Linked DNA regions of Homo sapiens: region 2 is linked to region 1. Evidence: read pairs that join two places in POLR2A ChIA-PET (ENCODE). Cell type or tissue: HepG2. All regions are shown on one strand. Links, peaks and the distances in the headings refer to the core of each region. The heading gives the core; the rest is flanking DNA.

The links. Peaks named below come from ENCODE experiments on the same cell type or tissue, not always from the same donor. Only the 100,000 strongest peaks of a DNase experiment are listed, where the experiment ranks them.
Region 2: POLR2A ChIA-PET joins it to region 1 with 21 read pairs; 20 of 35 experiments call an interaction of 5 or more read pairs at or near these places.

Annotation. Positions count from the first base shown.
Region 1 is chr19:47,183,547-47,199,070 of GRCh38, reverse strand. SAE1 (SUMO1 activating enzyme subunit 1) reads right to left here. Exons shown (of 9, transcript NM_005500.3): 7 at 1,694-1,838. Among named protein-coding and RNA genes, the nearest start is that of MIR3190, 36 kb to the left of the region's middle. RefSeq lists enhancers at 9,215-9,981, 12,049-12,318. In HepG2, for the core only: no CTCF peak of the experiment used is centred there; DNase peaks (open chromatin) are centred at 8,600 and 9,480; H3K4me3 peaks cover 1,622 bases.
Region 2 is chr19:47,123,794-47,139,317 of GRCh38, reverse strand. SAE1 (SUMO1 activating enzyme subunit 1) reads right to left here and starts at 8,483. Exons shown (of 9, transcript NM_005500.3): 1 at 8,290-8,483. The coding sequence starts at 8,387. RefSeq lists enhancers at 2,451-3,220, 3,221-3,991, 8,163-8,402, 8,095-8,709. In HepG2, for the core only: a CTCF peak has its summit at 8,448 (motif pointing left); a DNase peak (open chromatin) is centred at 8,577; H3K4me3 peaks cover 2,914 bases.

The DNA of each region.
Region 1 (15,524 bases), core at 3,807-11,806:
GTCACCCAGGCTGGAATGCAGTGGTGCAATCTTGGTTCACTGCAACCTCTGCTTTCCTGGGCTCAAGCGATGCTCTAGCCTCAGCCTCCAGAGTAGCTGAGACTACAAGCACCAGTCATCGATGCCCAGTTAATTTTTCTATTTTTTGTAGAGACAGGGTTTCACCATGTTGTCAAGGTTGGCCTCAAACTCCTAAGCTCAAAGCAATCTGCCTGCCTCAACCTCCCAAAGTGCTGGGATTATAGGTGTGAGCCACTGTACCAGGACAATCATGGCTTTTTGGGTCAGGGCACCACAGGTGCTTCAAAGACCACTGCTGGCCCTAAATGGAGTGGGGTTTGCTGTTGCTCACCTGAAGTTCCCAGCAGGAAGTCAACAAAGAAAGGACTAGGGACTCTGGCAGACCTTACTGTTGATAAGAAACCAAGGTAGCATGCTGCTACTAGAGCAAGCACTGTAATGATACCTGGGGTGGGATCTGGGTTGGCTACTTACTACCTGATGCCTAGTACATAACAGCTGCTCAGTAAACTGCAGCCATCATTATCACTGCTACAAGCTGGAGGCACTGCAAAGCCGAGTTTAGGAAGCCTCTCAAGACATGGAAAGGGAATTAGGGTGTGTACATGATCCCAGAGCTGCTTGGAAGGAGATGTGGATGGAGCGCGTGGTGGCTCATGCCTGTAATCTCAGCACTTTGGGAGGCCAAGGTAGGCGGATCACCTGAGGTCAAGAGTTCAAGACCTGCCTGGCCAACATGGAAAACCCCATCTCTACTAAAAATACAAAAAAAATTAGCTGGGCGTGGTGGCAGGCACCTGTAATCCCAGCTACTCAAAAGGCTGAGTTAGGAGAATCGCTTGGACCCAGGCGGCAGAAGTTGCGGTGAGTTGAGATTGTGCCATTGCACTCCAGCCTGGGCAACAAGAGCAAAACTCTGTCTCAAAAAAAAAAAAGAGAGAGAGAGATTGTGACCTAGTCACTATGTGGTCTTCTCCAATCAAATCCTAAGCCTGTTTATGAGAGCAAAAAGGTAGTCACGTAAGGTGAAAGCATGGAGTGTCCAAGTGAGAGGATGCTGGGAACATGGGTGGTTTTGCTGCTGGGGGTATGAATTGATAGGATACCAATGGAGGCAAGGTGGCAATGCTGACCAAATGATAAATTACAACCTTCTGACCCAGCAACTCCCTTCCTCCTAATTATCCTGCAGTTGTACCTGCACACGTACGACACAAGGTCACACACTGCAGTGTTACGCAGTTAGAAAAGCCTGAACACAACTTGAGTGAGCAGGCAACTGGTTCAATAAACTCCATCGCTTCACACTCTAGAATACTAAGGAGCTGTGGAAAAGAGGGAGCAAACTATGTACTGATCTGGAGATGTCCCCAAGAGATAACAAGATCACATAAAGTGAAAAAAGGTAGAGAATAATGTTTACAGATCTTACATTGCCTTGAATTTTGAACCACGTGAATATAAGATACTTATTGTAAAAATCAGAATCTGTCCCCTCTTTATTTTTTATATATTGCTATTCTAGTGGAGAGGCAGAAGTCTACAGGAGCGAGCAGAATGTGGCAGGGTGCTCTCTGAAGGGTTTCTAATAAAAGAGCTTGTCAAATTAAGGCAAATCCTGAAAACAAACTTTATCTGTCCAGACTAAACAGTGATAAATACTGACACCAACCTGACAAAGTCCTCAGGAAGCAGGTCAGGACTAATACCCAGTGAGTCAAGCACATCATTTCGTATCTGGAGCAACAACTCAGAATCTTCCTCATATGTATCAGAACTGGGATCTCTTCCTTTATCTGTACGGAACTTTAAGAGCACTGGGAATAAGAAAAAGAAGGCAGGTTATAAAGCCACTTTTTTTTTTTTTTGGAGATGGAGGCTCACACTGTCGCCCAGGCTGGAGTGCAATGGCACAATCTTGGCTCACTGCAACCTCTGCCTCCCGGGTTCAAGTGATTCTTCTGCCTCAGCCTCCTGAGTAGCTAGGACTACAGGCACGAACCACCATGCCTGGCTAATTTTTGTATATTTAGTAGAGACGGGTTTTCACCATGTTGGTCAGGCTTGTCTCAAACTCCTGACCTCGTGATCCGCCCGCCTCGGCCTCCCAAAGTGCTGGGATTACAGGTGTGAGCCACGGCACCTGGCCACCTTTTTTTATTTATTCAACAAACATAGTCAGAGAGGCAATCCAATAATTATAAAAGCAATTTACCTTACTGTGAAAAGTGCTGTGACAGCATAATAGGGCGTCTGACACCCTCTGTAGGGTGGTATCAGGAAGGCTTCCCCGAGGAAACAATTCAATGAAGTATATATGAGTTTGAAGGGGGCAGAAAGCAGTGGAAGCTTTCAGTAGAGGAAAAAGGCTCTATTAAGACCTGGAAGAGCCGGGTGCGGTGGCTCACAGCTGTAACCCCAGCACTTTGGGAGGCCGAGGCAGGTGGATCACAAGGTCAGGAGTTCGAGACCAGCCTGGCCAACATAGTGAAACCCTGTCTCTACTAAAAATACAAAAATTAGCCAGGTGTGGTGACACGTGCCTGTAGTCCCAGCTACTTGGGAGACTGAAGCAGGAGAATCACTTGAATCCAGCAGGCGGAAGTTGCAGTGAACCAAGATTGTGCCACTGCAATCTAGCCTGGGTGACAGAGTGAGACTCCGTCTCAAAAAAGTAAAATTAAAAAAAAAAAAAAAAAAAAAAAAAAAAAAAAAAGCCAGGCGCGGTGGCTCACGCCTGTAATCCCAGCACTTTGGGAGGCCGAGGTGGGAGGATCACGAGGTCAGGAGTTTGAGACCAGCCTGACCAACATGGTGAAACCCCGTCTCTACTAAAAATATAAAAAAAATTAGCCAGGCACCTATAATCCCAGCTACTCGGAAGGCTGAGGCAGGAGAATCGCTTGAACCCAGGAGGCAGAGGTTGCAGTGAGCCAAGATCGTGCCACTGCACTCCAGCCTGGGCAACAGAGCGAGACTCCGTCTGGGAAAAAAAAAAAAAAAAAGACCCGGAAGAGGCAGAGTGTGATGGCACACATCTGCAATCCCAACACTTTGGGGGGCCAAGGCGTGAGGATCGCTTGAGCCCAGGAGTTTGAGATAATCCTGGGCAACATAGTGAGACCTCACTGCTACCAAAAAAAAAAAAAAAATTTAGCCAAGTATGGTGGTGCCTGTAGTCCCAGCTACTAAGGAGGCCAAGGCAGAAGATCACTTGAGCCCAGAAGGTCAAGGCTACATGAGCAGAGATCTCATCACTGCACTCCAGCCTGGGTGACAGAGTGAGACCCTGTCAAAAAAAAAAAAAAAAAAAGAAGAAAAAAAGGAAAGGAAAAGGAACAAAGGGAAGGAAGAAGCGAAGGGGAAGGGGAAGGGAAAGGGAAAGGGGAAGGGACCTAGAAGAGAGATGATAAGGAGTGGGAGGTACACATTCTAGGCAGGACCAGTTTAAAGCCTGCTTTAGCCAGAAGGGCCAGCCATATACTTAGACCCATCAAACAGGAAGGTCATTACAAACAAAACTTCCTTTACTATGAAAACTATCTCAATCCCCATAAATGGATGTTTAATTTTGGTTGTGAACCAGAGGAAAGGTTCAGATGATGGCTGTGAGTCAGAACTACTGTGTAAGAAGACCCCAACAAGGCTATAACTTTTATCCCAAATAAAGACAAATAGGAGCAAAAGACTAATTAGGCTGGGTGCAGTGGCTCACGCCTGTAATCCAAGCATTTTGGGAGGCCAAGGCGGGTGGATCATCTGAGGTCAGGAGTTCGAGACCAACCTGGCCAACATGGTGAAACCCGGTCTCTACTAAAAATACAAAAATTAGCCAGGCGTGGTGGCAGGCACCTGTAGTCCCACTTAGTCAGGAGGCTGAGGCAGGAGAATCGCTTGAACCCGGGAGGCAGAGGTTGCAGTGAGCCGAGATCGTGCCACTGAACTCCAGCCTGGGCAACAGAGTGAGACTTCATCTCAGAAAAAAAAAAAAAAAGACTGGCCAGGTGTGGTGGCTCACGTCTGTAACGTCTGTAATCCCAGCACTTTGGGAGGCCGAGGCAGGCAGATCACGAGGTCAGAAGTTAGAGACCAGCCTGGCCAACATGGTGAAACCCCGTCTCTACTAAAAAAATACATAAATTAGCCAGGCGTGGTGGCGCACGCCTGTAGTCCCAGGTACTTGGGAGGCTGAAGCAGAAGAATCACTTGAACCTGGGAGGTTGCAGTGAGCTGAGATCGCGCCACTGCACTTTGCCTGTGCGATAGAGCGTAACTCCATCTCAAAAAAAAAAAAAAAAAAAAGACTGATTAACATACCAACACCTTCTAACTGCCCACTACACCTTGTCCACAGGTAACCTGCCTGCGGGCGGGCAGGCATTCTTGTTCCCTACATACTGCCCAAGGAAAGGGCACAGCCAGTCTCGAGCCTTGTCTCTAAGGACAATACTCTTTCTCCCACATCACACAGGCTATTTCAGAACAGACACAGAGACATGGATCAGCTTCTAGGCCCAAGCCCTGAGTGCTTTACACCTGGAGAGGGGGCTTTACAGTTTGTCAGTTCTTTCATTGATATCTCTTCCGTATATGTTGATTGAAAAAGTAGACTTATTCAGCAAATTATACTCTCTACCAGGACAAGGGTTCCTACATAAAAATTAAGGTAAATTCAAGTTGCTGTGAGGCTCTTTAAAAAATACAAGTATTTGGTACCCACCCCAGACTGAAGCATCAGAGTCACACTTTTTAAAGACCAAATAGTTTTGGTAATGAGCAGCCTGTGTTGAGGGCCATTCTCTAAGTAGAATTCATTCACTCCACCAGCCTGGCACTTACTTTGTGCCAGACAGACCTGGGTGCTAAAGGTCCAATGGCGAGTGAGTGAATCTTGGTCTCTGCATCTGTGAAGGCAATGGGTGGGAGAACAACTGAGGAGGACACAGTTTTAGAAGCTACAACAGGTGGCTCCACTGAAGCCTGGGAGACGTTCAGAAATGGGTTATAAAGTGTTCCAAGAAGATCTCAAACCACAGATGCCCAGGTAAAAAAAAAAGACACACCCTGCTTCTGGGCTATGCTTTTCTCAGTGCCAATGTCAGACAAAGGCCCCTGGCCTGTATTTCTCTGGTAACTTCCACCTGTCCAGTATAGACGGGGCTCTGCATATCAGAGAAGAGGTAATTTCTTTTTCTTTTTCTTTTCTTTCTTTTTTTTTTTTTTTGAGACAATCTTGCTCTGTTGCCCAGGCTGGAGTGCAATGGCGTGATCTCGGCTCAATGCAACCTCCACCTCCCGGGTTCAAGCCATTCTCCTGCCTCAACCTGCCAAGTAACTGGGGATTACAGGTGCCTGCAGCCACACCCAGCTAATTTTTTGTATTTTTAGTAGAGATGGGGTTTCACTAAAAATAGAAAAATTCCTGGTCTCAAGTTCCTGACCTCAGGTGATCCTCCCACCTTGGCCCCCCAAAGTGCTGGAATTACAGGCGTGAGCCACAGCACCCAGCTGGTAATTTCTTTAAAAAAAAAAAGGAAAGAAAAGAAAAAAGCTCCAGAACACCCATTGACTCTTCTGAATACTGTTTGCTTTCTGAGAATGTTACTCTCTTCTCTTTTTCAAGAACACAGCTTCTGCAACCCTCAATGCTACCTCAACACTTGGCAGTCAACTCAAAGCTGTAACAATTGGCCAGGTGTGGTGGCTCATGCCTGTAATCCCAGCACTTTCAGAGGCTGAGGCAGGTGGATCACCTGAGGTCAGGAGTTCAAGACCAGCCTGGCCAACACAGCGAAACCCCATCTCTACTAAAAATACCAAAAAAATTAGCCGTGCATGGTGGTGGGTGCCTGTAATCTCAGCTACTCGGGAGGCTGAGGCAGGAGAATCTCTTGAACCCGGGAGGTGGAGGTTGCAGTGAGCCGAGATTGTGCCACTGCACTCCAGCCTGGGCGACAGAGCAAGACTCTGTCTCCAAAAAAAAAAAAAAAAAGGCTGTGACCATCTAGACGATCTGGATGCCAGAGAGCACTGATCTGCTACCACCCAATACTTCTACTTTTGTAGATGTCCTGCTGGTATTCCGATTGTAGTAAATAAATGCAACTGAGTAACCATTTTGGGGCAGGGTAGAGAAATGACTGCAGAAGTGGCAAGTACTGCCTGTTTGGACCAAGCCTCTTTTCAAAAAATGTCCCATAAAATAAAGGAGGCCAGGTGCAGTGGCTCACACCTGTAACCCCAGCACTTTGGGAGGCTAAGGTGGGCAGATCACTTGAGGTCAGGAGTTTGAGACCAGCCTGGCCAACATGGTGAAACCCCATCTCTACTAAAAATAGGAAAATTAGCCGAAAGTGTGGTGGGTGCCTATAATCAAGTACTTGGGAGGCTGAGGCAGTAGAATTGCTTGAACCCAGGATTCAGAGGTTGCGGTGAGCCGAAATCACACCGCTGCACTCCAGTCTGGGCTACAGAGAGAGGCTGTCTCAAAAAATAAATTAAGTAGCCGGGCATGGTGGCTGATGCCTGTAATCCCAGCACTTTGGGAGGCCAAGGCGGGTGGATCACGAGGTCAGGGGTTCAAGACCAGCCTGGCCAAGATGATAAAACCCCATCTCTATTAAAAATACAAAAATTAGCTGGGCATGGTGGCGGACGCTTTTAATCCCAGCTACTCGGGAGCCTGAGGCAGGAGTCGCTCAAACCCAGGAGGCAGAGGTTGCAGTGAGCCGGTATCGTGCCACTGCAATCTAGCCTGGGTGACAGAGCGAGACTCTGTCTCAAAACAACAACGACGACAACAACAACAACAACAAACCAGTAGGAAGGGTGATAATAATTACCCGCTCACCAGGTTATCGTGAAGATCACATGAGTGCTAAGCCATGTGAAATGTTTAGTATAGTGCCTGACACATAGTAGGCACTATAACGCTTTGGGCTTTGGTGCTCCCAAAGCTATATTTTCTTTCTCTCTCTTTTTTCTTTTTTTTTTTTTGAGACAGAGTCTCGCTCTGTTGCCCAGGCTGGAGTGCGGTGGCGCGATCTCGGCTCACTGCAAGCTCCGCCTCCCGGGTTCACGCCATTCTCCTGCCTCAGCCTCCCGAGTAGCTGGGACTACAGGCGGCCATCACCACGCCCGGCTAATTTTTGTATTTTTAGTATAGACGGGGTTTCACCGTGTTAGCCAGGATGGTCTCGATCTCCTGACCTTGTGATCGGCCCGCCTTGGCCTCCCAAAGTGCTGGGATTACAGGTGTGAGCCACCGCGCCCGGCCTATTCCCACAGCTATGTTTTCAAACCAAAAGATGAAAAGCTTTGTGGTAACAGCTGAAAAAAAAAATCACCTCCTCTTGTTGGTCCCTTGTGACAGTTGGTGCTTGTGTCCCAGTAACAAAGAAATAAGATCGCACAAGAGTCATCTAGCACAGGGTTCCTGCCACTGTCCATCACCTTGCACCTGGAAAGCAGGCAGCCTCAGTTTCCACGTGACTGCTGCAAGGCCTCAGACTGTGCCCTATAAGCAGCCCATGCACAGCTTTGCCTCCATCTGCTCAGGCAGTGTTGATACCCTTTCTGGGTCTTGTTGCCCTGTTCTCTCAGGAGTGACTGACAGGACTAGCGTTTAACATTTGATGCAATATCCTCTGCTTTGGCTATACTAACAGATGGCTGGATTCCTTTATTTTTATTCATTTATTTACTTGTTTTTGTTTTTCTTCTTTTTTTTTGAGATGGAGTCTCACTCTGTCACCCAGGCTGGAGACGCCCACAACCACGCCCAAATAACTTTTGTATTTTTACTAGTGACGGGGCTTCACTATGTTGGCCAGGCTGGTCTCGAACTTCTGACCTTAAGTGATCCTCCTGCCTCAGCCTCCCAAAGTGCTGGGATTATAGGCATGACCCACTACGCCCAACCTACCCATCCTACTTTACAGATCAGGAAACTGAAGTTCAGAAACATTAAATGACTTGGTCACTGTAACTCCCAAGTACTGGAGCAGAAATGTAAACTCAAATCTAGCTTCAGAATTTGTGCTTCTTAACCCTAATGGAATCCAAAAGAAACAGCAGGTCCATACAGGGACACAGCACCTAGGATTCCAAGTGGTCTGGTTCTTTGCCACCCACCTCAGGGGATCCCCCATTTGATCAAGTTTTTGTCAAATGCATTTTTCCAGATGGGCCTCGCCTCTGTTAATTTCAAGCTGTAAGTTCAGTGGGTGAGAAGTGGAGACCGTGGTCATATAAAACTTTGCCCATCAATCTTGAGAGAGTAAACCAGCTTCCTCTTAGGAAGAAATAGGACAGCATTAAGAGCAGGAGCAAAGGCGGCAGCAGCTGACCCCGCTGTTTCTCTGGGACCCTTGCCTGTTCCTGGTGCAGTTTGGCTGGACGAGGGCCGGCAGGCTGGCACCATCCACATACCTCGCTGACCACATCTGAAGTCCTTGCAGGGCCTCTGGGAAGGGGGCCAATCAGTCCAGCCACTTACTTGCAGCAAAACAAACAGAAGCTGTCTTTTTTCACTCTTTCTCGAAGGTCAGACTCCAGTTAGCAGCAGTGGAGGGGGGCAGGAAGAAAGCCATGTTCTTGACAGGCAGCAGCCTCAGAACTGACCCTAGCCCCTGACAAGTTCTCGCTTATTAAATTCTCCTTTGTTCTGCTTTCCGCCCCGCCCCAAGAGCCAAACACGCACACATACCACTGTTGACTGCATTTCTGAAGAGCACCTCCCACCAGTTTACACATTATAAAACTGTTCCGTTAAGATCAAACACTGTCAGGGATAGAGAGGTGCTCTACCAAAAGATGACTCATCAAATCGTATCAAAACACTGCACAAAATTAGAGTTCCAAACTTGATTAACTTCATCTGCACCTTTTAATTAACTCAGGATGCTGAAGTCTGGGGGGATGACATTCATTGCTGGAGATGATGGACTAGTGTCTCGGCTTAGGTTCAGGACTTGCCCATGTAATGGAAAAGGCAAACTTTGGAAAAGAGAAACCAAGCACGGTTTCACGTTATTTATAGAAAAAACTGTGGATATGTGAATATACAACCACCTTTACAAAATAATGTAAGCACTCAAATTCAAATTTAATCTCAGTTCATAACATCAGGTTAGCGCTATAACGGGAATCTGGACAGCAACATTATTAATCACTGTTTGTTACATAAACTTCTATTACATTTAACTATTATGCCTAAATCTAATCACCAAGGCCACCGAATAAACCAGTACTTTAGTAGGAAGAAAATAAAGTCACTGTCACAAATTAGCCCCTAATTGCTGGCCCCCAAAAACAGTTCAATTGTGGGGGGCAGGGGAGTTGAATCTATATCAAAACTTCATTTACCTGAGACAGGCCCAAAGCTTTTCTGTGCCAGACACCTCGGCCCCAATTCCCTGGCTCCCTGCAGCTGAACGTAGACTCCTCCCCAGGGTTGGCTCACTTTTGTTTTTTTTGTTTGTTCGTTTTAAGACAGAGTCTCGCTCTGTCACCCAGGCTGGAGTGCAGTGGCGCGATCTTTGCTCACTGCAACCTCCGCCTCCCAGGTGCAAGCGATTCTACTGCCTCAGCCTCCTGAGTAGCTGGGATTACAGGCACGCACCACTACGCCCGGCTCATTTATATACATATTTTTTAGTAGAGATGGGGTTTCACCATGTTGGTCAGGCTGGTCTCAAATTCCTGACCTCGTGATCCGCCTGCCTCAGCCTCCCAAAGCGCTGGGGTTACAGGCGTGAGCCACTGCGCCCAGCCCCCAGGTTGGCTCACTTTATGGAGAGTCGCTATCTCTGGAAACAGCCTGGTAATCTGCTCCACTCCCAGGTGACATAAATTTCCAGAAAAATTGCAAAGTATGGTAGTACTACCTCTTATCCAACAGCCTGTTTCCTAAGGCAAAGCCCTGGGCCTGACATTCAGTCAATTGTTCATTCAATAAATATACACTGAGCAATGACTGTGCCAGGTGCTGGGCTGGGCAGGCGAGGGCAGAATGGATGGTCTACCCTCTCACAGCATTTCAGAGGGCAATCAACAAAAACTACACAGGAGATAACAATGTCCTAACTCGAAAAGGGGCTTTGAGAGAGCCTCAGGGGGGTGCAATGAGGTGCCTTGTCAAGTGACCAGGCCCTCCACAGTTGGCAGAACCACCTCAGTCCTCATAGTCTCTGAATATTTGCCTGTCCCGTCCTCTGTACCTTCTCTCTGCAAAGCCTGTCCCTGGCCTGGACAGCTTTCCAACTGGAGGGCAGCAGCGAAGAGCACAGCTCTAGACTCCCTATTCTTCCACTTACTGTGACCTTGGGCAAGTGACAAGGACCCTGAGCCTCCTCTGCAAAATGGGAATCCCAAGGGCACTTGTGGGGTTTAAAGATTAAATGAACCAATACATGTAAAGCACCCAAGAGTGCCTGGGGCAGTATCTTCCAGGTCTGTCACTGCTCTTAAGCAAAGTCCAGAAACCCAGCTCACACTCGCCCTAGAAAAGCCGATACACTTGCTGTGGTAACCTGTGTCACACAGTAGCTCATTTACCTGCATTACCATTAATTCAGCTGTGGGCTCTGGACACGATACTGCCTCAGATCTCCCTGTCTCCTGACATTCACTCCCAGCACAGTTTTTTCCCTTAGATACCTTACTCACAGTTTGTGATTATTTTTTTCTTTTTTTTTTTTGAGACATGGCCTCAGTCTGTCACCCAGGCTGGAATGAGCAGCACAATCTCAGCTCATTGCTGCCTGGACCTCCTGAACTCAAGTGATCCTCCTGCCTCAGCCTCCCAAATAGCTGGGACTACAGGCATGCACCACCATGCCTGGTGGTTCATTTTTTATTTTTTGTAGAGACGAGGTCTCACCATGTTGCCCAGGCTGGTCTCAAACTCCTGAGCTCAAGTTGTCCACCTGCCTTGTCCTCTGAAAGTGCTGGGATTACAGGCGTGAGCCACCATGCCCTGCCCAGTTTGTGGTTTTATATTCACCTGTGGAAATGAACTAGCACAAGGACTGGCTTGTCTCCTCCATTAGATTTTTATGCTCTGTGGGGCAAAGGCGATGTCACTACTCTATACTGAACACCTGGCACAGGGCTTGCCCCATAGCAGGCACTCAAAAAATATGTCACACAGGAAGCCTGTTTGAAGAATAAAGGATAACTAGGGGAGAAGGGCTCATGACAAAGTGACACAGGCCGGGCAATCCAGAGGCCGGGTGCAGTGGCTCACGCCTGTAATCCCAGCACTTTGAGAGGCCAAGGCAAGCAGATCAACTGAGGTCAGGAGTTTGAGACCAGCCTGGCCAACATGGTGAAACCCCGTCTCTGCTAAAAACACAAAAATGAGCCGGGTGTTGTGGCAGGCACCTGTAGTCCCAGCTACTTGGGAGGCTGAGGTACGAGAATTGCTTGAACCCAGGAGGCAGAGGCTGTGGTGAGCTGACATTGCACCACTGCACTCCAGCTGGGTGACAAAGCGAGACCCTGGCTCAGAAAAAAAATAAAGTGACACAAGCTCCTGGAAATCCAAAGCAGACCTGGTCTGTTACTGACTGAATTGAAAAGTGTTCAAGCTATCTGGGATGGTTCTGTTTCTTATCAAGTGTTACAAACATGCTACACATGGAATACTCAGCAAGAAAAAAAGAAAAAAGCAGCAGCAGATACACAGGGCACCATGTCTGTCCTCAACAGGGAAACCCAATAGGAGTCCCACTTTCACCGTTGCATCTGAGGGCTAGGGTGCAGAACAGTCCATAGGTGTGAAGCTCAGAGGAGTGACATAGCTGGGCTGGGGGAGGAGGTAGGGACACTTCACGGAAGCCACTCTGATTCTGGCTCTCCTGGCCTCTAACCATTCACGGCATCTTGCCATCTGCTCAGTTCACCTCCACATTACTTTCCTTTGTTTACCTCATTCTGTTTTCCTCTTTAACCCAGAAACTTAAAAGTATGTGTGTGCATGTATTCAGTCATCCACTCTTCAAAAATCACTTCCTGAGCACCCCCCCTCCACCCCTACCCTATGCTAGCTGTGGTGGGGACCCAGAAGCGACCCAGACAGCCCCAGGCCTTGCCCTCACACGCGGAGCTCACAGTCTCTAGAGGGCAGGCTCGTAAGCCTCTGTCTGTCGCCACAGCCACACAGTACTTTCATGTCTTTCTCTAGAAAACTTCACCTCTGGAGTGGCCGCCCATGAAGACTACTCTGAAATGCCCCTTTTTGTGCTCCAAAAGTCCTGCCCACGCTTTCGTCTTTGCAATGAAACCCAGTCTATGACCTCACCAGGCATCAGCTCAGAAGAGGGAAAGAAGCTGTGCCTCGCTATTTGCATCTCACTCTCTACTGAAGAGGTTCCGAGGCGCCGGATGAAAGTTGTTGATGGGGAAAAGGAGCATGCACTTTCTCAGAAACGAGCTCAAAAACAAGATGCCATTTTTTGCTTACCAAATTAAAGACCAGGATGACTCAACCCAAGCAAGAAGGCTGAGGGACCTGCACCCTCACCCACAGCAGAGGGGAGCACGAATGCTCAATGAACCATGTAAAAATGTGGTATTAAGGATCCCTATAAAAGGTCCTGACCCTTACCCGCTGAATGAATTACCTATAAATGTTCACTGCAGTGTTGTTTACACAGGATGTCAGGGAGCAGAAGTGTTTGAATTTTGGGTATTTTCAGATTTTGAAATATTTGCATTGTACTTACCAATAGAGCACCCCAAATCTAAGAATCCCAAATCCAAAATGCTCCAATGAGCTTTTATTATTTTTTTTTTATTTTTATTTTTGAGACAGAGTCTCTCTCTGTTGCCCAGGCTGGAATGCAGTGGCGGGATCTCGGCTCACCGCAAGCTGTGCCTCCTGGGTTCAAGTGATTCTCCTGCTTCAGCCTCCCTAGTAGCTGGGACTACAGGCACCCACCACTACACCTGGTCAATTTTTGTATTTTTAGTAGAGACGGGGTTTCACCATGTTAGCCAGGCTGGTCTTGAACTCCTGACCTCAGGTGATCCACCCACCTAGGCCTCCCAAAGTGCTGGGATTACAGGCATGAGCCACCACGCCCGGGGCCAATAAGCATTTTTTTGAGTGTTATGTCGGCACTCAAAACATTTCAGATTTTGGGGGCTTGGTGCGGTGGCTCATGCCTGTAATCCCAGCACTTTGGGAGGCTGAGATGGGTGGATCACTTGAGGTCAGTAGTTCAAGATCAGGCTGGCCAACATAGTGAAACCCTGTCTCTACTAAAAATACAAAAATTAGCCGGGTGTGGTGGCACACGTCTGTAATCCCAGGTACTCAGGAGACTAAGGCAGGAGAATCACTTGAACCCAGGAGGCGGAGGTTGCAGTGAGCAGAGATGGGGCTACTGTACTCTAGCCTGGGAGACACAGTGAGACTCTGTCTCAAAAAAACAAAAATAGGCTGGGCGCAGTAGCTCAGCCTGTAATCCCAGCACTTTGGTAGACAGAGGTGGGAGGATTACTTGAGGTCAGGAGTTCAGGATCAGCCTGGCCAACACGGTGAAACCTCGTGTCCACTAAAAATACAAAAAATTAGCCAGGCATGGTGGCGGGCACCTGTAATCCCAGCTACTTGGGAAGCTGAGGCAGGAAAATCACTTGAACCTGGGAGGTGGAGGTCGCAGTGAGCCGACACACCACCGCACTCCAACCTGGGTGACAGAGCAAGACTCTGTCTCAAAAATAAGTAAACAAATAAAAATGAAAAATAAAAAAAAATTCAGATTTTGGGTTCTTGGATTTAGACACTCAGTCTGTACCACATATAAAGACATATTGACAGAATGGAATATTACATGGCTATTAAAAAACTATGTTGAAACAGAGATTTTAGACACATGTTTTTTGCAACATTTAGGTTTTTTTAAAAAGCATATAATGGCCGGGCATGGTACCTTCCAAGTACGCCTATAATCCCAGTACTTGGAAGGCCGAGGCGGGTGGATCACCCGAGGTCAGGAGTTCGAGAGCAGCCTGGCCAACATGGTGAAACCTCATCTCTACTAAAACTACAAAAATTAGCTGGGCATGGTGGTGGGCACCTGTAATTCCAGCTACTTGGGGGCTGAGGCAGGAGAATCGCTTGAACTTGGGAGGTAGAGGTTTCAGTGAGCTATCACACCACTGCACTCCAGCCTGGGGGACAGAGTGAGACTGTCTCAAAAACAAAACAAAACAAAACAAAACAAAACAAAACAAAACAAAAACAAAACAAAAACAAAAAAAACCCCACAACCATGTCATATCCTACATTCAGACTGAGCTCTCCTACGTAAAAAAATACGACAGAACGAGGCCGGCAGTGGTGGCTCACGCCTGTAATCCCAGCACTTTGGGAGGCTGAGGTGGGTGGATCACCTGAGGTCAGGAGTTCAAGAGTAGCCTGGCCAACGTGGTGAAACCCCATCTCTACTAAAAATACAAAAACTAAATGGGCATGGTGGCGGGTGCCTGTCATCCCAGCTACTCGGGAAGTTGAGGCAGGAGAATCGCTTGAACCCAGGAGGTGGAGGTTGCAATGAGCCAAAATCACACCATTGCACTCCAGCCTGGGCGACAAGAGCAAGACTCCATCTAAAAAACAAACAAACAAGCAAAAAACAAAAAAGACAGAATGAGGTAGGTACAACTGTTACCACCCCCATTTTAGTGGTAGGAAAACTGGGGCTTAGGAGAGGCTTATGGTCACGACGGATTTAAAAGTCACCACATTCTTAACCTCTACGTTATAGTGTCACCTTTGGAAAAGAGAAGAAACAGAAGACATGCCAATTTTTACAAAAATCACTTTAAAATGGATTTGGCTCCCCTAACCCAGAGCCCATCAATTTAAAATAATACAAACCACCATTTCAGACTAGCCCCAGCCCAATATTCTATTCCTTTCCTTAAAAATGTCAGGCGATTCCAGAGCTTGACTCTCACCTTTAAGGTGAAACATTCTAACTAGTATGAAAAAACTAATTTACAAAAAGGAAAAAAAAATCTAAAAGTCACAGGGAAATAATGTGGACAACAAGAATAAACTTCCATGGGCCCCTAATGCATTGCTTTGCCAACCACACCCTCTGGTCACAGAACTGTTCTGACAGAGCCCTCTACATTCAGAGCCACCCTGCCTGGTCACAAGCAGCAGGGAGAGAGGGTCTTGTCTCCAGCCCAGCACTTGAGCAGCACATGACCTTGACTCTAGGCATCTGCTGCTCTCTGCCAACCCCTCTTGCCGAGGGAAGATGGCACAGGACATTCCCGTGACTGTTGTCTGACAGTCAGAGAAAAGATGTGAGGCTTTAAACAAGAATTGCAGCTGGGCCTTGGGGCCTGTGAGCAGCTCAAACACAGGCTACTGCCAAGTGGGTGGGGGAGTGGGGGAGATGTGGGCCTGCTAAGAAAAAAAGCAAGGCAGGTTGCTGACAATGTTGCCCATTATTGTAATCTGATCTTGGTGGGCCTCAGTT
Region 2 (15,524 bases), core at 3,758-11,757, 60 kb after region 1:
GTAATCCCAGCACTTTGGGAGGCCAAGGTGGGAGGACCATGAGTTCAGGAGATGGAGACCATCGTGGCTAACACGGTGAAACCCCGTCTCTACTAAAAATACACAAAATTAGCCGAGGCGGTCGGATCACTTGAGGTCAGGAGTTCGAGACCAGCCTGGCCAATATGGTGAAACTCCATCTCTACTCAAAATACAAAAATTAGCCAGGCGTGGTGGCACGTGCCTGTAGTCCCAGCTACTCGGGAGGCTGATCCTAGAGAACATCATCCTTGCTCCCATCCTTGCTCCCACCTTAGGACCTTGGCATTAGTGCTTCCCATTGCTTCTTCCCTCAACTTCTTAAGGGACACATTCTTTAGGTCTCAGCTCAATTGTCACCTCCTTAGAGAAGTCCATACTGGCCACCTAATTTAAAATAGGTCCACATCCTCTTCTATCTCGAATTATGCTACTTGTTTTTGTTTTGATTAAGATGGGGTCTGTGTTGCCCACTGTTTTGATTGAAATGGGGCCTCACTAAGTTGCCCAAGCTAGTCTCAATTGCCTGGCTCAAGTGATCCTCCAACCTCAGCCTCCCCAGTAGCTGGGATCACAGCCACACACCACTGTGCTAAGCTACACTACTTGTTTATATGTTTACTGCCCCCTCCTCCATTAGAATGTAAACTCCAGAAACCACTGTATCACTAGAACCAGTAACTTCCTTGGCATTTAGGACATACTGTTACTCAAATGGCTGTGAATTAATAGACACACCAAAACAAACCTGTGTCCATCAGCAGAATTATAGAAATCTGGTACATAATAAAATAATAATGGCCAACATTTATCTAACACTTACTATGTGCCAAGCACTGTTCTACTAAGCTCTTTGTATGTATTATGTCATTTAATTCCCATGACAATCTAATGGGCTGGCACTTTGTTACCCCTCTTTTGCAGCTGAGAAAACAGGCACAAAGAAGGTAACTTCTGGCCAGGCGCAGTGGCTCATGCCTGTAATCCCAGCACTTAAGGAGGCTGAGGCGGGTAGATCACCTGAGGTCAGGAGTTCAAGACCACCCTGGCCAACATGGCGAAACCTGGTCTCTACTAAAAATACAAACATTAGCTGGGCGCGGTAGCAGGCGCCTGTAATCCCAGCTACTTAGGAGGCTGAGGCAGGAGAATTGCCTGAACCCGGGAGGCAGAGGTTGCAGTGAGTCTAGATCACGCCATTGCACTCCAGCCTGGGCAACAAGAGAGAAATTCCGTCTCAAAAAAATAAAAAAATAAAATACACACACATAGGCCGGGTGTAGTGGCTCACGCCTGTAATCCCAGCACTTTGGGAGGCCGAGGTGGGCAGATCACTTGAAGTGAGGAGTTTGAGACCAGCCTGGCCAACATGGTAAAACCCCGTCTCTACTAAAAATATAAAAATCAGCCAGGTGTGGTGGCACGCGCCTGTAATCCGAGCTACTCCAGAGGCTAAGGCAGGAGAATCGCTTGAACTCAGGAGGCGGAGGTTGCAGTGAGCCAAGATTGTGCCACTGCACTCCAGCCTGGGCGACAGAGTGAGAGTCCATCACAAAAAAAAAAAAAAAACAACACACACACACACACACACACACAATCAGCTGAGTGTTACGGCATACGCCATGCACACACAAAATTAGCTGAGTGATATGGCATACGCCTGTGGTCCCAGCTACTTGGGGGCTGAGGCGGGAGAATCCCTTGAACCCGGGAGGTGGAGGTTGCAGTGAGCTGAAGATCACGTCACTGCGTCACTGCACTCCAGCCTGGGTAACAGAGCGAGAAAAAAAAATTTTAGTTGTAATTGTCAACTATCAATAAAAACTCCAGAAACTTGGCCTCAATTTAAGCAACCAAATCTGCTCTAGGAAGCTGCTTCTTTACTTTATTTTATTTTATTTATTTATTTTTGAGACAGAGTTTCGCTCTTGTCACCCAGGCTGGAGTGCGATAGTGTGACCTTGGCTCACTAAAACCTCTGCCTCCTGGATTCAAACAATTCTCCTGCCTCAGCCTCCCAAGTAGTTGGGATTACAAGCACCCACCACCACACCTGGCTAATTTTTTTTGTATTTTTAGTAGAGACGGTCACCATGTTGGCCAGGCTAGTCTCGAACTCCTGACCTCAGGTGATCCACCCACCTCGGCCTCTCAAAGTCCTGGGATTACAGGCTGAGTCACTGTGACGGCCTTTACTCTCTTTTAATCCACAACAGTCCCTTCACTTATTTTTCCCATGAAACTGACTTTTGGAAGAGAAGTAGGATAACTGTCTTATAAAATGCCCCACAATTTGTACATTTTATCAGCCTGCCCATTTCCAGGGCTTCTGTTTCATAAAGGAACTCCAGTCTCCAGAGTTCTCCTATCCCACCTAGAACCCTCCTATCCCACCTAGAGCCCTCTTAGAGGCAAGTCAATTTGCTCTGTGGAGCCTCCTTCCTCATCTGAACAGAGAAGGAAATCACTGCCCTTCCGACTCCAGAGAGCTGCTATAAGACTCAGGTGAAGGCCGGGGGCTGTGGCTCATGCCTGTAATCCCAGCACTTTGGGAGGCCAAGGCGGGCGGATCACCTGAGGTCAGGAGTTCACAGCCTGACCAACATGGAGGAATCCCGTCTCTACTAAAATACAAAATTAGCCGGGCATGGTGGCACACGCCTGTAATCCCAGCTACTTGGGAGGCTGAACCAGAAGAATTGCTTGAACCTGGGAGGCAAGGGTTGCGGTGAGCTGAGATCACGCCACCATACTCCAGTCTGGGTAACAAGAGCGAAACTCCGTCTCAAAAAAAAAAAAAAAAAAGACTCGGGTAAAAATGCAATCCCACTGCTAGGTATATACCCAAATGAAAATAAATCAGGCTGGGTGTGGTGGCTCACGCCTGTAATTGCAACACTTTGGGGGGCCAAGGAGGGCCAATCACCTGAAGCCAGGAGTTTGAGACCAGCCTGGCCAACACAGCAACCCCATCTCTACTAAAAAATACAAAGATTAGCCGGGCGTGGTGGCAGGTGCCTGTAATCTCAGCTACTTGGGAGGCTTAGGCAGGAGAATCGCTTGAACCTGGGAGGTGGAGATTGTACTGGGCTGAGATCGTGCCACTGTCCTCTAGCCTGGGCAACAGAGCGAGGCTCGGTCTCAAAAGAAAAAAAACTGCAATAAATCCCATGTTTATTGCAGCACTCTTCACAATAGCCAAGATTTGAAAGCAACCCATATGTCTATCAACAGACAAATGGATAAAGAAATTGTGGTACACGAGGTCAGGAGATTGAGACCATCCTGGCCAACAAGGTGAAACCCCGTCTCTACTAAAAATACAGAAATTAGCCGGGCGTGGTGGCGGGCACCTGTAGTCCCAGCTACTAGGGAGGCTGAGGCAGGAGAATGGCGTGAACCTGGGAGGCGGAGCTTGCAGTGAACCAAGACTGCGCCACTGCACTCCAGCCTACTCCAGCCTAGGCGACACGGCGAGACTCCGTTTCAAAAAAAAAAATAGAAATTGTGGTACAAAGGCTGGGCATTGCTGTTCACGCCTCTAATCCCAGCACTTTGCAGGGAGGCAGGAGGATTATTTGAGCCCAGGAGTTGGAGACTAGCCTGGTGAAACCCCACCTGTACTAAAATATTAGCTGGGCTTGTGACACGTGCTATAGTCACAACTACCGGGAGGCTGAGGTGGGAGGATCACCTGAGCCCAAGAAGTCAAGGCTGAAGTGAGTTGTGATCACACCACTGCACTCTAGTCTGCGCGACAGAGAGACCCTGTCTACAAAAAAAAGGGAATGAGATCCTGTCATTTACAACAACAGGGAGGGCACTGGATGTTATTATGTTAAGTGAAATAAATCAGGCACAGAAAGAAAACTTTGCACGCTGTCACTTATTTGTGGGAACTAAAAAAATTAAAACAATTGAACTCATGCAGATAGTAGACTGAGGGTTACCAGAGGCTAGGAAGGGTAGTGGGGGGTGGAGGGGAAGGAGGGATGACTAATGGATACAAAAATATAATTAAATACAATGAATAAGATACAGTATTTGATAGCATAACAGGGTGACTACAGTCAACAATAATTTGTTGTACATTTCAAAGCAACTAAAAGAATATAATTGGATTGTTTGTAACACAAAGGATAAGTGCTTAAGGTGGTGGATACCCCATTTACCCTGATGTGATTATTACCCATTGTATGCCTGTATCAAAGTATCTCACATACCCCCAAAATGTATACACCTACTATGTACTCACACAAAAAAATTTTTAATTTCTAAAAACCTCGGCTGAAAATGGACAAAAAACACTTTAATAAACTCTCTAAGACTGTCTAAAAATAGAGTACAAATTACAAACAACCTCTTCCCTCCCTCCTGCAACCCCCAGCCAATCCTTTTCATGTTCTCCACCAAATTTGGTACAGCTCCACTCCCTCAGAATAATTCCTACCTCCCACAAATTCCATGCCCTGACCCTGACTTGTCCCTTAGGTCATCTCCCACTCAGAGGCCCCCATCCATTCTTCACTGCTTCTCAGAAAAATCATCCCCATCCCTCTGAAAGTTCCCTAACTACATTCCAGTTTAAACCTCACCAACTTTGCCCCACTTCAAACAAAGCTATCTGCTGCCGCAAACCCCTTCGATTAACCCTTCCAGTACCTTAGAATCCCCTCCCCAACCCTTTAGGATCTCAGAACACACCAAGCTTCCTCAAAGTTTCCTCCAACTCACATAAATCCTCTTTCCACTCCATCCAGAAAATAGCAGTCCCTAAAATCAATGCAGTCCACCTATGTCCAGAGGCACATTCTCATCACTTAATTCCCAATCTATTCCAGGTGCCTTCAACCCTCCCACCAATGTTAATGCCTCATGATGACATCCCCCCACCCCATCAAAGAAGACCCCACAGATCTGAAATGAGCCTGAGGTAATTCCCATCCCACCACTGCACCCTCTAAAACCTTCTGAAAGCTCCCACCCCCTCAAACTAAATTCTCCTGACGTGTCTGCCTCCCCAACCCCTCCATTAATTCTATACTCTGTACTCACACAATACCCACCATCACCCAAATTTTACCTCTGAACTCAACCCCTCACATATTTCTACTTAGTTGTATAAAAAAACAAATCTGAGGCCGGGCATGGTGGCTCACACCTGTAATCCCAGCACTTTGGGAGGCCGAGGCAGGTGGATCACGAGGTCAGGGGTTCAACACCAGCCTGACCAACACGGTGAAACTCCGTCTCTACTAAAAATACAAAAATTAGCTGGGCATGGTGGCGGGCGCCTGTAATCCCAGCTACTCGGGAGGCTGAGGCAGGAGAATTGCTTGAACCTGGGAGGCAGAGGTTGCAGTGAGCCGAGACCATGCCACTGCACTCCAGCCTGGGCGACAGAGTGAGACTCCGTCTCAAAAAAAAAAAAAACAAACAAAAAAAACAAATCTGAAACCTAAAAGAGAACTGACTCTTCCCCGACCCCACCAAACCTACAGCTCTCCATATCTTTCAAAATGGCAATTCCATCGTTCCAGGTAGGTGCTCAAGCCAAAAACAGTGGTGTCATCCTGGACTTCTGCCCCAAATTCTGTTCCCTCTTCTACCTTCAAAATATATCCAGAATATATTTATTTGACCCCTTCTCTTGAGTTTCAAGCCACCAATATTTTTATCTCAACTGGATTACTGCAACAGTCCAGCCAGAATCTTTACTTCCATTTCTGACCACTTTAACCTATTCTGGAGCGATCATTTTAAAACACAAACCAGGCCAGGCCGCAGTGGCTCACGCCTGTAATCACAGCACTTTGGGAGCCCAAGGCAGGCGGATCACGAGGTCAGGAGATCGAGACTATCCTGTCTAACATGGTGAAACCCCGTCTCTACTAAAAATACTCAAGATTAGCCGGGTGTTGTGGCACATGCCGATAGTCCCAGCTACTCAGGAAGGTGAGGCAGGAGAATCGCTTGAACCTGGGAGGCGGATTCACTGCAATGGCAGTGAGCCGAGATCGTGCCATTGCACTCCAGCCTGGGCCACAGAGCAAGACTCCGTCTCAAAAAACAAACAAAAAACAGATCATGTTACTCCCACACTCAAAACACTCCAACAGGTTTTCCCACACACTTAGAATAAAAGCTACTCCTCAAATCATTTGGTTCCTGCCACCTTATTTCTCTAATTTGACAATCATGCCTGGGCCTCTGGGAATTTGCACTTGCTGTTCTCTTAGCTAGGAAAGTTCTCCCAGATGACCACAGGGCTCTTTCCCATATAAGTCTGAGGCTCAATGTTACCTCTTCAGAGCCCTTCCCTGGCCAACCTATCAAAACAACCCTCTCACTTCACCATCCTTTAATAACTGACACATATACACACGCTTGTGGATTTTTTTTTTTTTTTTGAGACGGGGCCTCACTCTGTCACCCAGGCTGGGGTGTAGTGGTGTGATCATGGCTCACTGCAACCTCCACCTCCCAGGGGCTCAGGTGATGCTCCCACCTCAGTCTCCTGACAAGCTGGGACTATAAACTTATGTCACCATGCCTGGCTAATTTTTGTATTTTTTTGTAGAGACTGGGTTTGGCAACATTACCCAGGCTAGTCTCAAACTCCTGGGCTCAAGAGGTCCCCTCCCCCCAACTCAGCTTCCCAAAGTGCTGGGATTACAGGTGTGAGTCACTGCGTCCAGGCTAAGTAAAAATATTGATCAATGAGGCCAGGCATGGTAGCTCATGCCTGTAATCCCAGCATTTTAGGAGTCTGAGATGGGGGGAGATCTCTTGAGGCCGAGGATCGCTTGAGCTTGGGAGTTCAAGACCAGTCTGGGCAACATGGCAAAACCCCATCCTACAAAAAAAAAAAAAAACAAAAATTAGTCGGATGATGTGGTGGGGCACGCCTGTAGTCCCAGCTACTTGGGAGGCTGAAGAGGGAATATCCCTTGAGCCTTGGAGGTTGAGGCTACAGTGAGCTGTGATCCCACCACTGCACTCCACTGGGCCACAGAGAAAGAAAAAAAAAAAAAACAAGCTGGGCACAGTGGCTCACGTCTGTAATCCAACCACTTTGGGAGGCTGTGGCGGGCAGATCACTTGAGGTCCGGAGTTTGAGACCAGCCTGGCCAACATGGTGAAAACCCATGTCTACTAAAAATACAAAAATTAGCCAGGCATGGTGGCGCGAGCCTGTAATCCCAGCTACTCAGAAGACTGAGGTGAGAGGAAGTCTTGAACCCGGGAGGCCAGAGGCTGCAGTGAACCGAGGTCACCCAACTGCACAAAACAAAAGACGTCCTGGCGCGGTGGCTCACTCCTGTAATCCCAGCACTTCAGGAGGCCGAGGCGGGTGGATCACTTGAGGTAAGGAGATCGAGACCAGTCTCGTCAATATGGCGAAACCCCGTGTCTACTAAAAATACAAAAATTAGCCGGGCGTGCTGGCGGGCCCCTATAATCCCAGCTACTCGGGAGGCTGAGTTAGGAGAATCGCTTGAATCCGGGAGGCAGAGGTTGCAGTGAGCCGAGATCGCGCCACTGCCCTCCAGCCTGGGCGACAGAGAGAGACTATCTCAAAAAAAAAAAAAAAAAAAAAAAGAATTCCCTAAGCTACTCCACAATGCCCAAACTACGTCTCCTGTCCTATCAAGACACAGCCCCATACCAAACACAAGCAACCTTTTCGGGAGCCTACGGCCGTCCCCCTCCAGCCTCTCCGAGCCTCTCAAGATTCCCATTTGAGATAACTTGCTCCAAAACTCCTCAAAACCCGCATTCTCTCAGACTGGCCCGCCCGTGAGCTCCCACAAGAGTGTAAGCTCCCGTCTGTCCGGTTGGCCAGTCCAGTCTCCCCTGTGTGCAGCACGGAACCAGGTCCCATACCCTCGAATGAATGAACTGCGTCCCTCACCTCACCCTTTCCACGTATCCCCAGCCCCTCTTATCCCCTAACCGCGATCAAACCCCACAATCACCGCTTTCGGGCCTCGGATTTCCTGAGTTTGAATTCTCCCGCTCTCTCAGGACTCCCCAACGCCCCCTTCAGAGCTCCCATCCTTCGGAACGGCCCTCCCAACCACTTCCCAGACCTTCCAGAAACATCCCCAATCAACTCCTCCAGTCCCCCCAAGAGAGAGACGATCCCAGAGCACAGAATTCCCGCCTCCTCCCTTCAAATCACACCTTCCCGCTCCTTCCGGGCCGCAAACGCCTCAGAATAGACGCCCCCTCCAGACCCTAGCGGCCTCAAGCCGCGCCGGCCCTGACCGTTTCTGGGCCTCCAGTCCCCACAGGCGGATCTGCCGGTCATACTGTGCCGCCTCCTCCTCGCTAATGCCGCCGCCAGCCTCCTCCTTCTCCACCATGGCGCCGGCTCTTCCTGCCTCAGCTCCGGTCCCGCTCAAGCCAACCGCCCGCCGGACCCGCGCGCCACCTACCGCCGCCGGCAGCACGCCCGGAGTGCTTCTGCGCATGCGCAGACCCTCCCACGCCTGCGCAGTACCTCGTCCGCGGAGCCTGGGACCAAAAGTACCTCACGAGACTCAAAGGCGATCCGGCGACTGCATGTCACGTGACGGAGGGTCCAACCAATCCTAGCCCCAAAAATGGCGCGGCTTAAGGCCCCGAGGGCGTTGCCCACGTGGTCACTTATGTGGCACTTAAATTCTGCAAATATTTAAGGAGTGCATACTGAGATCCCAGCAATAGGGATGTTGTAAAATAACGGTATTGAGTGAAATCGACAAAGCCCTGTCCTCATGGAGTTTACGATCCAGTGAGAAAAGCCCGAAGAGAAATAAATATAAACCCAGCGATGATAAATGCTTTGGAGAAAAATAAAGCAGGACATGGGGCTACAGAGTAACAGGGGTGGTCAGGGAAGGCTTATCAGAGGTGACATTGAACTGTCAATTTTTTTTTTTTTTTTTCATAGAGATGGGGTCCCTCTGTTGCCTAGGCTGGTCTCCAACTCCTGGCCTCAAGCCATCCTCCCGCCTCTGCCTCCCAAAGTGCTGGGATTACAACCATGAGCCACTGTGCCCAGCCTTTCATGTCCCTACTATGTGTTGCACTTTGTGCCCAGCCCTGGACATACAATAATAATAAAAATGAACACATCTCTGCCTTAGAGGCAGTCACGGCCCAGTGGGAGAGAGGAGCGTTAAGAAAACAGGAATAGGCCAGGCACGGTGACTCGCACCTGTAATCTCAGCACTTCGGAAGGCCAAGGCAGGCAGATTACTTTAAATCAGGAGTTGGAGACCAGCCTGGCTAATGTGGTGAAATCCCGTCTTTAGTAAAAATAAAAAAATTAGCAGGGCATGGTGGCTCACACTTGTAGTCCCAGCTACTTGGAAGGCTGAGGTAGGATAATTGCTTGAATCCGGGAGGCGGAGGTTGTAGTAAGCCAAGATCATGCCTCTGCACTCCAACCTGGGTAACAGAGCAAGACTCTGTAAAAAAAAAAAAAAAAGAAAGAAAGAAAGAAAGGAAGGAAGGAGGGAGGGAAAGAGAGAGGGAAAGGAAGGAAGGAAGGGAAAAAAAAAAAAAACCAGGGATGGCCCCAGGTGGTCAATATAGGGAAACGCTATCTCTATTAAAAATACAAAAATTAGCTTGGTGTGGTGGTACTGAGTCTATAGTCCCAGCTACGTGGGAGGCTGAGGTGGAAGGATTTCTGATGTTAGAATCATAGGCTTTTTGGCAGGGCACAGTGGCTCATGCCTGTAATCCCAGCACTTTGGGACGCCAGGGAGGGCAGATCACGAAGTCAGGAGTTCGAGACCAGCCCGGCCAAGATGGTGAAACCCCCATCTCTACTAATACTAAAAAATTAGCCGGGCGTGGTGGCACACGCCTGTAGTCTCAGCCAATTGGGAGGCTGAGGCCGGAGAATCGCTTGAACCTGGGAGGCAGAGGTTGCAGTGAGCCAAGATCCTGCCACTGCACTCCAGCATGGATGACAGAGACTCCCGTCTAAAAAAAAAAAAAAAAAAGCCACCATGCCCACCTAACTTTTGTATTTTTAGTAGAGACAGGGATTGCACCATGTTGGCCAGGCTGGTCTCGAACTCCTGAACTTGTGATCCACCCGCCTCGGCCTCCCAAAGTGCACGGATTACAGGTGTGAGCCACCATGCCTGGCGGAATCATAGATTTTTATTTAAGAATTGCTTAGGCCGGAGGTGGTGGCTCACGCCTGTAATCCCAGCATTTTGGGAGGCAGAGGTGGGCGGATCACGAGGTCAGGAGTTCGAGATCAGCCTGGCTAACATGGTGAAACCTTGTCTCTACTAAAACTACAAAAAATTAGCCGGGCGTGGTGGCAGGCGCATGTAGTCCCAGCTACTGAGGAGGCTGAGGCAAGAGAATAGCATGAACCTGGGAGATGGAGCTTGCAGTGAGCCGAGTTCGCGCCACTGCACTCCAGCCTGGGCAACAGAGCAAGACTCCGTCTCAGAAAAAAATAAATAAATAAATAAATAAATAAATAATAAGAATTGCTTAGCGCCCGGCATGGTGGCTCATGCCTGTAATCCATGCGCTTTAGGAGACTGAGATAGGAAAATCACTTGAAGTCAGGAGTTCATGACCAGCCTGGGCAACATGACAAGACCCCTGTCTCTACAAAAAAAAAAATTTTTTAATTAGCTGGGTGTGGTGGTGCGTGCCTGTAATCCCAGCTACTTGGGAGGCTAAGGTGGAAGGATCCTTTGAGCCCAGGCGTTAGAGGCTGCAATGAGCTATGATGGCACCACTGCACTCCAGCCTGGACAACAGACCTTGTCTCAAAAAAAAAAAAAAAAAAAAAAAAGCTTAAGATATTTTTCAGATCCTGAATTCCAGCAAAACAGCTGATACCAACCAGTGTGAAGACCCCGCAGAGGAACCAAATCGACAGGAGAATAGAGTTTCTTCAACTCCCTGTTTCATTACTTCACCCTGCACACTTCAACCAACCAATGACCTCCACACTTCAACCCACTCCAAAACCCTTAAAAAGCCCCGAACTCCCTGGGGAAGTGGATTCGTGGTTCCTTCCATCTCCTCTCTTGGTTTTCAGTGGCCCCTATGATTAAACCTCTTTCTCTGCTGCAACCTGGGGTCTCCTACTATTGACTTGCTGCAAGCATTGGGGGGAAGGACCTATTATGATGGAAAAGCTTTCAATAGGCCAGGCACTGTGGCTCATGTCTGTAATCCCAACACTTTGAGAGGATCACTTGAGGCCAGGAGTTTGAGGCTGTCAAACACAGCCAGACCCCGTCTCTACAAAAAAATATAAAAATTAGGCCGGGCACAGTGACTCATACCTGTAATCCCAGCACTTTGGGAGGCATGGACGGGAGGATCACCTGAGGTCAGGAGTTAGAGACCAGCCTGGCCAACATGGTGAAACCCCATCTCTACTCAAAATACAAAAATTAGCCGAGTGTGGTGGTGTGCGCCTGTGATCCCAGCTACCCAGGAGGCTGAAGGCGGAGAATCACTTGAACCCGGGAGGTGGAGTTTGTAGTGAGTGGAGATCTTGCCATTGCACTCTAGCCTGGGCAACAGAGCGAGACTCTGTCACAAAAATAAATAAATAAATAAAATAAAGATTAAAAATTAAAGTTCTGATTCCAAAGTTTTTTGCACTTTGGTGTGCCACTTCCTAATCTCCGGGGAAAATGCCAGTTACAAGATCAAATAACCACTTTGTGCAGGAAACGACATTTAGAATTCAGAGAATGACCCAGCTGCAAAGGGCTGTGTCAAGTATCTTTTAGATAAGCCTCTGAAAATAAAGTGCTGTTTAGTTGCCTTATATTATTAAAGGAAAATGTACATGGATTATAGAAAGAAAAATAGAGGCCAGGCACGGTGGCTCATGCCTGTAATACCAGCACTTTGGGAGGCCGAGGCGGGCGGATCACCTGAGGTCGGGAGTTCGAGACCATCCTGACCAAAGTGGAGAAACCCCATCTCTACTAAAAATACAAAATTTTAGGCATGGTGCCGCATGCCTGTAATCCCAGCTACTTGGGAGGCTGAGGCAGGAGAATCGCTTGAACCTGAGAGGTGGAGGTTGCAGTGATCCGAGATTGTGCCATTGCACTCCAGCCTGGGCAACAAGAGCAAAACTCTGTCTCAAAAGAAAGAAAGAAAGTAATCCTGGGCTGGGCGCGGTGGCTCACGCCTGTAATCCCAGGACTTTGGGAGGTCAAGGTGGGTGGATCACAAGGTCAGGAGTTCGAGACCAGCCTGGCCAATATGGTGAAACCCGGTCTCTACTAAAAATACAAAAAAATTAGCCAGGCGTGGTGGCACATGCCTGTAATCCCAGCTACTCGGGAGGCTGAGGCAGGAGAATTGCTTGAATCCGGGAGGCAGAGGTTGCAGTGAGCTGAGATCGCGCCACTGCACCCCGGTCTGGGTGACAGAGCGAGACTCTGTCTCAAAAAAAAAAACAAAAACAAAACAAAAAAGAAAGTAATCCTGAAGGTCCATGGCATATAGTAATTCGTAATTGGTTAGGGAGTGACCCAGTGACCCAGGTTCTTACCTGTGACTATGCCATAACTCTTGTAAAATGATCACTTTGTTGGCCAGGCGCGGTGGCTCACGCGTGTAATCCCAGCACTTTGGGAGGCAGAGGCGGGCGGATCATGAGGTCAGGAGATCGAGACCATCCTGGCTAACACGGTGAAACCCCGTGTCTACTAAAAATACAAAAAATTAGCTGGGCATGGTGGCGGGTGCCTGTAGTCCCAGCTACTCGGGAGGCTGAGGCAGGAAAATGGTATGAACCCAGGAGGCAGAGCTTGCACTGAGCCAAGATAGCGCCACTGCACTCCGGCCTGGGCAAAAGAGCGAGACTCCGTCTCAACAAAAAAAAAAGAAAAGAAAAAGAGCCCTGAAAATAAAGCTAATTGCTGCATAAATTATTTTCTCCTGTACTTGCAGACTCATTGAAGGTCTAAAAGTGTCTCCCTTTCCTCTCTTCACTTCTACTTTTTATAGTTTCTGGGAAAAATTAAATGTGATGGTATAGTCTCATGTTTGGAAATATGCATCCTTTTAAAAAAACATTTTTATTGGCTGGGCCCGGGGGCTCACACCTATAATCCCAGCACTTTGGGAGGCCGAGGCAGGTGGATCACAAGGTCAGGAGATTGAGACCATGCTGGTCAACATGGTGAAACCCTGTCTCTACTAAAAATACAAAAAAATTAGCTGGGTGTGGTGGCGCATACCTGTAGTCCCAGCTACTTGCGAGGCTGAGGCAGGAGAATGGGTTGAACCTGAGAGGTGGAGGTTGCAGTGAGCTGAGATTGCGCCACTGCACTCCAGCCTGGCAACAGGTCAAGACTCCCTCTCAAAAAAAAAAAAAAAAAGACATTTTTATTGAGGTGAAATTCACATAATATAAAATTAGGCAGCATTTTGAAGTGCACAATTTAGTGGCTTTTAGTACTTTCACCATATTATACAATCACCACCTCAATCTAGTTGCAAAACATTTTCACTATCCCAAGAGTGGTGGCATAAGTCTTAAATGGCCAGGAGTCAACTATGATTTTGCTATGTAAACAATTTCAAAAGAACTGGAATAGTTCAGTGTTACAGCTTAGCATAATTTAGTATAAACAGTCCTTTCCCCACTTTTTAAGTGCTATCTGAGCTTTATTCATTAGGTGATTATTAATTAGGAATGCTATATTGTAGAACATCTTGGCATGTCTGGTCCTTGTCCTCTAATCCCAGTAACAAACCCTTCACCATTGTGACGATGAAAAAAGGTAAGTTTCCAAATTCTCCCAAGGAAGCAATACTGTTCCCTTGAGAACCAGATGACAACCAAAAAACCAGTCGTTAATTTTCCTTAATAATTTCCAAAATGTCCTCTAGGGGGCAACATTATCCCTTGAGAACCAGGTAGACCAATCACTCCTCTTCCAGCCTGGATCTCAGGACCTCTCACCTCCTCAATGAATCTGCGATTGGATTAGCAAGGAAGAAAGGGAAAAAATGCTATGGGTTGGTGGTCAGCAGGTTCCAACAAAATGGAAATGCCTCTCTTTGGCCAATGGTCTCCTCCTTTGTTCTCCAGGCGTTGGTGCCAAATGGTAGTGCTTCTTCCACACTCTGGAGGAACTTCTCTGTGAATGCCTCCTCACTCACAGTGTAAATAACCCTCCCTAGAGCCATCCCAGGAACTGGAGAAAAAACAGGTCTTTCATCAGCATAATTACTGGCCGGTGGCAGTGGCTCACACCTGTAATCCCACCACTTTGGGAGGCCGACGTAGGAAAATCAATGAAGGTCAGGTGGTCAAGACCAGACTGGGCAACATACGGAGACCCCCTTCTCTAGAAAAAAGAAAAAATTCTGGCTGGGCGTGGTGGCTCATGCCTGTAATCCCAGCACTTTGGGAGTCCGAGGCAGGCGGATCACGAGGTCAGGAGTTTGAGACCAGCCTGGACAATATGGTGAAACCCCATCTCTACTAAAAATACAAAATTGGCCGGGCGCGGTGGCTCAGGCCTGTAATCCCAGCACTTTGGGAAGCCGAGGCAGGCGGATCACAAGGTCAGGAGATTGAGACCATCGTGGCTAACACGGTGAAACCCCGTCTCTACTAAAATTACAAAAAAAAAAATTAGCCGGGCGTGGTGGCGGGTGCCTGTAGTCCCAGCTACTCGGGAGGCTGAGGCAGGAGAATGGCATGAAGCCAGAAGGCAGAGCTTGCAGCAAGCAGAGATAGCGCCACTGCACTCCAGCCTGGGCGACAGAGCGAGACTGCGTCACACACACACACAAAATTAGCCGGGTATTGGGCCAGGCGCGGTGGCTCACACCTGTAATCCCAGCACTTTGGGAGGCTGAGGCAGGTGGATCATGAGGTCAGGAGATCGAGACCATCCTGGCTAACATGGTGAAACCCCGTCTCTACTAAAATACAAAAAAAAAAAAAAAAGAAAGAAAATTGGCCGGGAGTGGTGGCGGGTGCCTGTAATCCCAGCTACTCAGGAGGCTGAGGCAGGAGAATGGTGTGAACCCGGAACGCGGAGCTTGCAGTGAGCTGAGATCACACCACTGCACTCCAGCCTGGGCAACAGAGGGCAACTCCGTCTCCAAAAAAAAAAAAAAAAAAAATTATCAGGCATGGTGGTGTGCACCTGTGGTCTCAGCTACTTAGGAGGCTAAGGCTGGAGGATCACTTGAGCCAAGGAGGTGGAGGCTGCAGTGATCTGTGATTGTGCCACTGTACTCCAGCCTGGGCGACAGAGCAAGACCTTGTTTCATAATAATTAAATAATTATAATAATAATAATATCGATGTACCAAGAGCAGAAAGAAACAGGTACCATGGAAGTATTAGCTGACTTATGTGCATTTAAGGAAGTTCAATAAAAAAAAAAAAAATACAGAGACCTGCCAGCCCAGAGATATTTTGGAGGTCCGGGAGAAGAGTTTTGTTAGAATTTTGTTTTTTCCCTAAACACAGGGCAAGCTAC